Regions from separate parts of the Homo sapiens genome. Here region 2 is linked to region 1. A link is an interaction called in ENCODE POLR2A ChIA-PET data of the cell type or tissue named here. Cell type or tissue: IMR-90. All regions are shown on one strand. Each heading gives the region's core, and the rest is flanking DNA. Links, peaks and the distances in the headings are about the cores only. Region 1 overlaps PLXNC1 (plexin C1). Region 2 overlaps EEA1 (early endosome antigen 1).

Region 1 (4,401 bases), core at 274-4,273:
AGTGTGAATGTCTTTAGATATTCATTTAACAAACACGTATAATGCTTCTTGTGTACTGGGTACTGTTCTAGGGCTTTGACCAACAGCAGCTCTTTCCGTCTTCTTTACCGCTCCATGAGGTGAATACTATCAGCCCCATTCTGAGGCCCAGGGAGGCTAAGAAACTTGGCCAGAGTCACAGAGTTCCTTCACTGATGCCTCAAGGCTTGAAAGCAGGCGAAATAACCACTCTAGAGACTGTGGCTCTGCGCAGGGCCTGAGGGATACCTTCCCCCAGATCCAGGCTTTCAGCCCATGCTCCTAACCTCCGAGGCAGCCTGGCTAGAGAGCTGGGCCTGATTGAGGAGAAATCCTGGTAGTTACATTCTCTGATGTCAAATTCATAAAGGGTAACTTCTCTTAAAATCCCAGGGTGAATCTCGTGTCTGTGAGTTTATCAAAATGCTTCCCTACTTCTACTTTAACCCTCTTTTTGGCCAGCAGTCCGTGAAGATGACAGTTACCTTCATCCAAAGGGGGCCTCTCTCAGGCATCTGGGCTCTGACAACTCCAACCCAACAGGATCACTCTTGAGTCTTAAGTGTTCAGGTCTTCGCAGTTTCCCACACATTCTTGGTGGCCCAACTCCCTCAGGAGGAAGACAGTCTCAGGGCTATCACTAATAGGCCGCAGAAGGAGCTGGCTAGTGGCCTGGAGGTTAATTTCAAGTAAACAAGAGAGAAGCAGGAGCCCTGTGGCATTTTCTCTGGTTTCCAGCATCCTGTAAGCCCTCCCCTGGATGTCCAGAACCTTCTGTGTGATTTGACCAGCCTGTGGAGGATGTTCTGACGGCCCCTTCCAATGCACTGGTGAACCCCTGTGCTGAAGGACTCAGCAAGGTTATCCCTCAAGCCCTGAGAAACAAGATTTTGTTTTCATCAGTTTCCAGCCTTGGGGCATCAGTGAGAAGAGCTGAGGGAGAAGACGATACTGACGGAGGGAGAGCAATATTGGCACGTGGCTGCTGGGACAGCATGTGGAATAGAATTCTGTTTTCACGTAATATTGTTTCAGCAGAAAAGGTGATTTCAGGAATGAGAGATTTCAATCAGAGTTTCTGTGTAGTGATTTGATTCTCATGTTTTCAGATTTTTTTCTTTAAATTATCACAATATTCAGAACATATTCATAATTTTTCATAAAATTTATAGCTACAATGCCAGCATTTCTCTTAGGTGGAGCCATATGAAATTGTCAATAGGTGACCATTTTTACCTACAAAAGTGGTAGTTTCATAAGGTTAAACATAAGTTCAACCTTACATTTCTAGAAAATCTCTTTTCATGGAATTCTAAGCTGTGCCATAAACATGGTATCTTATAAAGAAATCTTACCTTCACTTGCAAGTGGTTTGGAGGATGTGTAGCTCCTGTTTATTTTGGAAATGACTTAAAGTTGTTGATATGGGTCTTTTTCTCCCTGAGTGATTACAACTTCTCATTCTAATGATGGGAAAGTCTACAGTCATCTCTGCCACTTCTAACGTGGGGTGGCCCCAATTCCCCTCCATTGATGATTGGAGGGGAATCGCTTGTTGTCACATCGAATCCTAGAACCCTGTGAGACTGGAAGGAATTTAATTTGAAATTGCCGTGCGTACCAGTTCTGCTCTGGGCTGGAGAAACAATCCTGCTGCAGATCCATCTAGTGACATTAATCTTTCTTTGACTTAATTTGGTTTTCATCCCTAAAGTAGGGGCCCAGAGGACGCTCCCTGCCTCACAGGACTAGGGGACGATTAATGAGTCACTCTTAGAAGAGCATTTGGAGCTCCTCAGATGGAACAAATGGCATCTTTTTAACACTCTGCATTCCAGGGCACTTTTCAAAAAGGCATTTCTGTCCTTACCTCAGCAGCAGCTGACTTGTGCTAAAAAGAAAACGGAAACCTTTCCCCCACAAACATCTGTAAATAAACTATTTTTCTGTCTTTATAATCGTGTTAAAGTGTCACATGGGGGAAATGTTCCAGCTCTAGAGCAGCTGTGAAAGTTAGAAATGCACTCACACATACGCGCTCACACACACACACAACTCATCCACTAATAAAATGTTTCTACACTTGCTCTTGGGAGATAATTTCAGAGTAAAATTTCCTTGGTACAAGCTGTGTCTATGCTATCTTAATGCCTGAGCACAGCACTAGCAGCGGGCTGTTGCCAGCTCTTGAGGAGACATTTGAACTTTTGGCAGCGTTCCTTATCAGAAGGCCCATCCGAGGTATTTGTGATTATAGAGTAAGGGTGCTCGCTTTTGGCAAAACAAAGCGTCTGACAGTAGTGAAGTACTGGCTCAACACTCAATGGGAGACATTTGGGATTCATTCTTTGACAATTACCCAGAATGAATCATCAGCTTCCTTTTATAAAAAGATATTTATTGGCTTAGAAACAGAGCATATCCAGCTCTTCGTGGGGAGGAATTTTGTAACTATGTTCAAAGCTTCTCATAAACTCGGTGTCTGAGTATTGCTAAGGGGGTGCCTGCACAGAGCATTTAGTTTAATTGCATCAAATATGGAGGAGAATTGAAAAATCAGCCAGCAAACAATGAATAGCTCAAGGGGAAAAGGAGAGGATGCTCGTTAATAGGAGCAGAGTCGAAGAGCTCAGTAAGAGTTAAGAATCCCTGCTGGAGTCACTTTGCAGAGGCCTGATGGCCCCAGCCGGCCCCTGCCCAGTGCTGCCCCCACCCCACCACCAAGATATCATGCACACCAGCAGTTGGAGGCCTCTGGCCTAAACTTAGCGGCTGGCTGGACAGCTGTGTTTGAGGACCTCTTGAGGGCTGGCTCTTGCTCTGTGTTCCTCCCTGTGGGTGTAACCTGAAGGAGATTAGGTTTTAATCCTTTGGTGCTTGCTAGGTGGGCTAGTACATTCTGATAACCAATGTGCAGCAGGCCAGAAGAGAAATTCTAGGTTTCCACTCTTTCCAAACTGGGAAGGCAAGGTCCAAATTAATATTAGAATTGAGAATAGCTTTGGAGCTTCAGAATGGAGGGAAAAGTCACTTAGCTGATAAGGTTCAGAAGTGACAGGGTCAGTCCTCCAGAAACAGTTCCAGAATGAAGGAGATTTGTGGATCTCTGACCTGCCTCCTTCTTGCCACCCGTTTGTCTTGTAATTTTGTGAATGAGCCCCTCCTCCCACAGAGCCAGGCCTGCCCCCAGCATCTTGGCATCTTTGTCCCCCTTTGCCCGAAGGGCACTTCCTTGCTTGGGGATTTGCGAGTGCCCATCAGGGTGTGGGGGAGGGGCACTGTAGGGCCACTTGACCCTGGTTTCCATGGTACCAAAAGGTCTTAGGTGAGAACGCTTGATTTTAACTCCAAAAGAGGCAATATATACAGAGGCCTGCCTTTGTCAAATGTATACATTTAAAATCTGTGGCAATTCTTATCAGTTCTATTGAAGCATAATTTTTGAGACAGGGTCTTGCTCTGTTGCCCAGGCTGGAGTGCAGTGGCACAATCGTGGCTCACTGCACCCTTGACCTCCCACGCTCAAGCCATCCTCCTGCCTCAGCTGGGACTACAGGCGTGTGCCACAATGCTCAGCGCTTTTTTGTTTGTTTGTTTGTTTTGAGGAGAGATGGGGATCTGAGTTCTCCGGGCTGGTCTTGAACTCCTAGGATCAAGCAATCCTACTGCCTTGGCTTCCCAAAGAGCTGGGATTACAGTCATGAACCACTGTGTCCAGCCAAAATATAATTCATATTACCATAAAGCTAATTCGTTTAAAGTATACAATACAGTGGTTTTAGGTATACTTATAGAATTGAGCAACCATTGCCACAATCTAATTTTAGAACATTTTCATCCCTCCCGAAGAAACCTTGAATTCATTAACAGTCACTCCTTATTTCCCCCAGCCCTGCTTTAGCCAACTAGTAATCTACGATCTGTCTATATAAATTTGCCCATTTTGGACATTTCGTATATTCTTTTTAGATTCGTGGGTACATGTGCAGGTTTGCTACAAGGGTATACTGCATGATGCTGAGGTGTGGGCTTCTATTGATCCCATCACCCAGTGAACGTAGTACCCAACAGGAACTTTTTCAGCCCTTGCCCCAGACCCATCCCCGCTTTTGGAGTCCCTCATGTCTACTGCTCCCATCTTTATAGACACTTCATATCAATAGGACCATACAATATGTGGTCTTTTGTGACTGGCTTCTTCGCGTGTTTTTGCAGTTCATCCATGCTGTAGCATGTATCGGTAATTCTTTCCTTTTATTGTATGGCAATTTTTGGTAGTATATTCATACTACATGAACTAACACATAGTAATAATGAACTACTTGTAGTTGCAACATGAATACATGTCACAGACCTTATACTGACCCTCAAAATCTAGACACA
Region 2 (4,401 bases), core at 333-4,332, 1.5 Mb before region 1:
ACTTTACAAATGCCACCCAATTAAAACTAAGGGAGTTAAGAACCATCACGAGTAGTCCACCCTGTTATACATACCCTATCCTAACAGCAAATCAGTGTTCCTTCCTACCTCTTACAACACTTTCCTGCCACTAGTTCGCTCTCACTAATCCCTCTGGCTGTGAGACACATCTGCTTTCGAACTGCCACCTGTCAAAACCTATCCGATATTCCCAATTCCAAGTACCACCTCCTCTCTCTAACACAAAGATTTCCTGATCACATAAATGGATTAAAAATTACAACAGCTGAAGTACTAAGAGGGGGAACAAAAGAAAGAAACTCTTCCAATTTCCCATAATATACAGAATCCTTTTATTATAATTCTCATAATCTTTGGTATGATAGATAGTACTTGCCTTATCCTCTCCATGATATTTACACAATTATTAAAGGTAGGTACTGTCTCTTACTCATTTATGTATCCCCTAGTAAATGAGGGATGTGTCTTTTAGAAAGCATAAACGCAGCCAGGCACAGTGGCTCAGGCCTGTAATCCCAGCTACTCAGGAGGCTGTGGCAGGAGAATCGCTTGAACCCGGGCGGCAGAGGTTGCAGTGAGCTGAAATCTCGCCACTGCACTCCAGCCTAGGCAACAAAGTGAGATTCCATCTCAAAAGAAAAGAAAAAGAAAAAAAGAAAGCATAAATGCTAAATTTGTTTATCTGAACTAAAACTCAAATATGTAAGTTAGTTTAAGTTATTCATTGATATCCCCATGGCTCAGTTTCCTTCCACTATGAATGCTTATATTTATTCATTCATTCACTCACTAAAACATAGGCAGATTAACAAGCAAAATGCTGGCTGGGCGCGGTGGCTCATGCCTGTAATCCTAGCACTTTGGGAGGCTGAGGAGGGTGGACTGTCTGAGCTCAAGAGTTCGAGACCAGCCTGGGCAACATGGTGAAACCCCATATCTACTGAAATACAGAAAGTCAGTCAGGTGTGGTAGCATGTGCCTGAAGTCCCGGCTACTCAGGAGGCTGAGGCACGAGAATTGCTTGGACCCGGAAAATGGAGGTTGCAATGAGCCGAGATCATGCCACTGCACTCCAGCCTGGGTGACAAAGTGAAACTCTGTCTTAAAAAAAAAAAAAAAAAACAAAAAACAAGCCAAATGCCAGGCAGTAAAAATAAAAAATGAGTAAGAGATGGTCTTTGCACCCGAAGAGTTCAGAGTCTATTAAAGAAAGACATAAATTATGATAATAAACTATATTATGGTATAAGTAAAATATTAAAGATATGTACATGCTTAAGCTATCTTGGGTGTGGGGAAGCAGTGGCATGTTTAGAAAGGATTTTTAGGGAGAGTGTGGGGGGGGCGGGTGAGGGTTGAAAAATTACCTGTTGGGTACAATGGTTACTATACGGGCAATGGGTACACTAACAGTCCAGACTTCAACATTACACAACACATACATGCAAGAAATCTGCACTTTTACCCCCTAAATATATTTTTTAAATTTTTTCAAATATTTAACTTTTATTTTAGGTTCAGGGATACATGTGCAGGTTTGTTATATAGGTAAATTACGTGTCACAGGGGTTTGGTGTACAGATTATTTCATTACCTAGGTAATAAACATAGTACCCAATAGGCAGTTTTTCGATCCTCACCCTCCTCCCACCTTCCACCCTCAAGCAGGTCTGGCTGTCTGTTGTTCCCTTCTTTGTGTCCATATGTATTTAATATTTAGCTCCCACTTTTAAGTGAGAACATGTGGTATTTGATTTTCTGTTCCTATATTAGCTCGCTTAGGACAATGGCCTCCAGCTCCATCCACATTGCTATAAGGAGCATGATCTTGTTCCCTAAAAAAAAAAATTATAAAAAGTGACAAGTGAAGTAAATAGTATCTATCAAGGTGAAGAGGAATAAAAAGAATATTTCAGGTCAAGAAGACAGACTGAATGATACAACAAAAGCAAGACACAGCACACATGTAGGAAAAAACTAAAGACACTTCCATATTCTTGCAGTGAAGAATAAGGAAAAGAAGGGTAAATTGCTGAGGAGGTGAGCCAACAAGATCACTATGGATAGTGCATGTCATAACAAGGGACCTCAACTTAATCCATTAGGCCATAAAGAGTTATTAATGGGCTTAAAGCATGGTTGGAACATGGTAAGATTTGCCTTTAATATAGATTACTCTGATGCCTATATAAAGAATCAATTTGTCAGGGGCAAGAAGGAAGGCAGATCAGTTAACGGTTGTTACAGTGGTTTAAGAGTGAGACAAGGAGGACAGGGCCAGCAGAAGCAGGGAAGGAGAAGACATGTTACAGAAATATTCTTAATTCTTCTGATTCACTGTATCATGGAACTCACAGTCCAAACTCAAAAATTAGTATTAGCATATGTGAAGTGCTTACTCTAATTTCTGAAACATAACTGAAGCTCATTAAATTACTAACATAATCATGATTATTATTATTACTAAAGGATAGAAAGCCATGAAAATTATTAATTATAGTAAAATAAAGTATCACTGCCATTTTAGAAAAACAGCTGAACATTATCAAAAAAGTAGCTGAGACCTGAATATCCCCCAATTTCCATTTTCAACCAATTTTCAATGTTACCTAAAGCAATAATTAGAACACAGGTATTAAAAAATTAAGTTAATGGCAAAGTCAAAACTTGCATTAAACTTCATCTGATAGCCACTATATTATTAACCTATACAAAATATTTTTGCCTTTAAGCTAGATTTACCTACACAAAATACTTTTGTGTAGGTAAATAATGTAGTTCAAAATATGAGCTATATAGGTAAATAATATATGAATTGTATATAATATATGATATGAATAATATATGAATTATATATCAATATCATGATATGAATATCATGATATATTGTGTGTATATATACTATATATATAAAATATATATTTCATAAATATATAAATATATAATATATATTTCATAAATATATAAATATATAATATATAGTTCATATATATATAATTCATATATTATTTACCTATACAAAATAGCCACAGCATTAGGGCTGATTCACTTTCTACAAAATATCTAATTTTTATTTATTTTCAAAAAAGTTTTCCCTAAAACACATAATTTTTTAAAAATATCCAATTTGGCCGGGCGCGGTGGCTCACGCCTGTAATCCCAGCACTTTGGGAGGCCGAGGCGGGTGGATCATGAGGTCAGGAGATCGAGACCATCCTGGCTAACAAGGTGAAACCCCGTCTCTACTAAAAATACAAAAAAAATTAGCCGGGCGCGGTGGCGGGCGCCTGTAGTCCCAGCTACTCGGGAGGCTGAGGCAGGAGAATGGCGTGAACCCGGGAAGCGGAGCTTGCAGTGAGCCGAGATTGCGCCACTGCAGTCCGCAGTCCGGCCTGGGCGACAGAGCAAGACTCCGTCTCAAAAAAAAAAAAAAAAAAATATCCAATTTGTATGCTATTTGTTTTATAATAATGATGCTTTTAAAATTTAGTAACAAAAAAATTTCAAATGAAAGAATGGTCAACAATTCAAATTAATTATAATAGCTAAAATCTAGTGAGTACCTACACGCCCCAGGTACCATCCTAAGCAATTTATAGTATCAATTCATAAACATTTCCCCACAAAGCTGTAAGATGGATATTATAATTTTTTTAAGGGAAACTGAAATTAAAAGAAATGAGATCTGACAACACTACAGGATATAAAAGTTAAGAGTTAATCTTTTAAAATGACAATATTTTTTCAACATGAACTATATTATGATCAAATAACCATCAAGTACACGAAGAAGAAACCAGAGGGAGAATTACAATAAATAAAATTAACAGCTCTTACTTGATTAATTTCACTTTGGAGTTGTAACCCATGCTGCTCCTTTTCTTCTCTCTGTTGTTGTAGCTGCTTAAACTCCGCCTTTAGATGCTGGTACTTGGTCTCTACCTCAGATAATTCTTCTTTGAGCTTTTGAGTAGCTTCTCCTTTTTCACTTAGTTCTACATGTATTCTATGCAGTGAGGTTTCAGATGCAGACAATCTTGACTGAAGCTGTTGACAATCTAGGTCTTTTTGATGAAGGGTTGCCTGAATATTCTTTTTACTCACAGATTCTTCATTATGTTTCTCCTCTAACTTAGTATAGTCTTGTTCTTTTTTCAGCAAGTTTTCTGTCAAGGTCTAAAATATCAATTTAACAATTTATTTCCTTTTCTAATATTTTTAATTACTCCAATTACTCAAACAATCTTTGGAGCAGTACTGTCTCCTATTATACATTTTAGTCAATATTAAAATATAAAACAGTGACAATGTTCTAGTCAAGAATTAAATCATTACATACTAACTTGTGATTTCACTATTGGTCCACTTAACTAAAATCTA

Evidence for each region. Peaks named below come from ENCODE experiments on the same cell type or tissue, not always from the same donor. Only the 100,000 strongest peaks of a DNase experiment are listed, where the experiment ranks them.
Region 2: POLR2A ChIA-PET joins it to region 1 with 8 read pairs; 2 of 35 experiments call an interaction of 5 or more read pairs at or near these places.

The regions. Positions count from the first base shown.
Region 1 is chr12:94,287,793-94,292,193 of GRCh38, forward strand. The region is part of intron 23 of PLXNC1 (plexin C1); the gene reads left to right. It also overlaps a transcript of CEP83 not described here. Among named protein-coding and RNA genes, the nearest start is that of PLXNC1-AS1, 110 kb to the left of the region's middle. In IMR-90, for the core only: no CTCF peak of the experiment used is centred there; a DNase peak (open chromatin) is centred at 2,349; H3K27ac peaks cover 1,264 bases.
Region 2 is chr12:92,828,654-92,833,054 of GRCh38, forward strand. EEA1 (early endosome antigen 1) reads right to left here. Exons shown (of 29, transcript NM_003566.4): 11 at 3,859-4,197. Among named protein-coding and RNA genes, the nearest start is that of EEA1, 98 kb to the right of the region's middle. In IMR-90, for the core only: no CTCF peak of the experiment used is centred there; no DNase peak of the experiment used is centred there.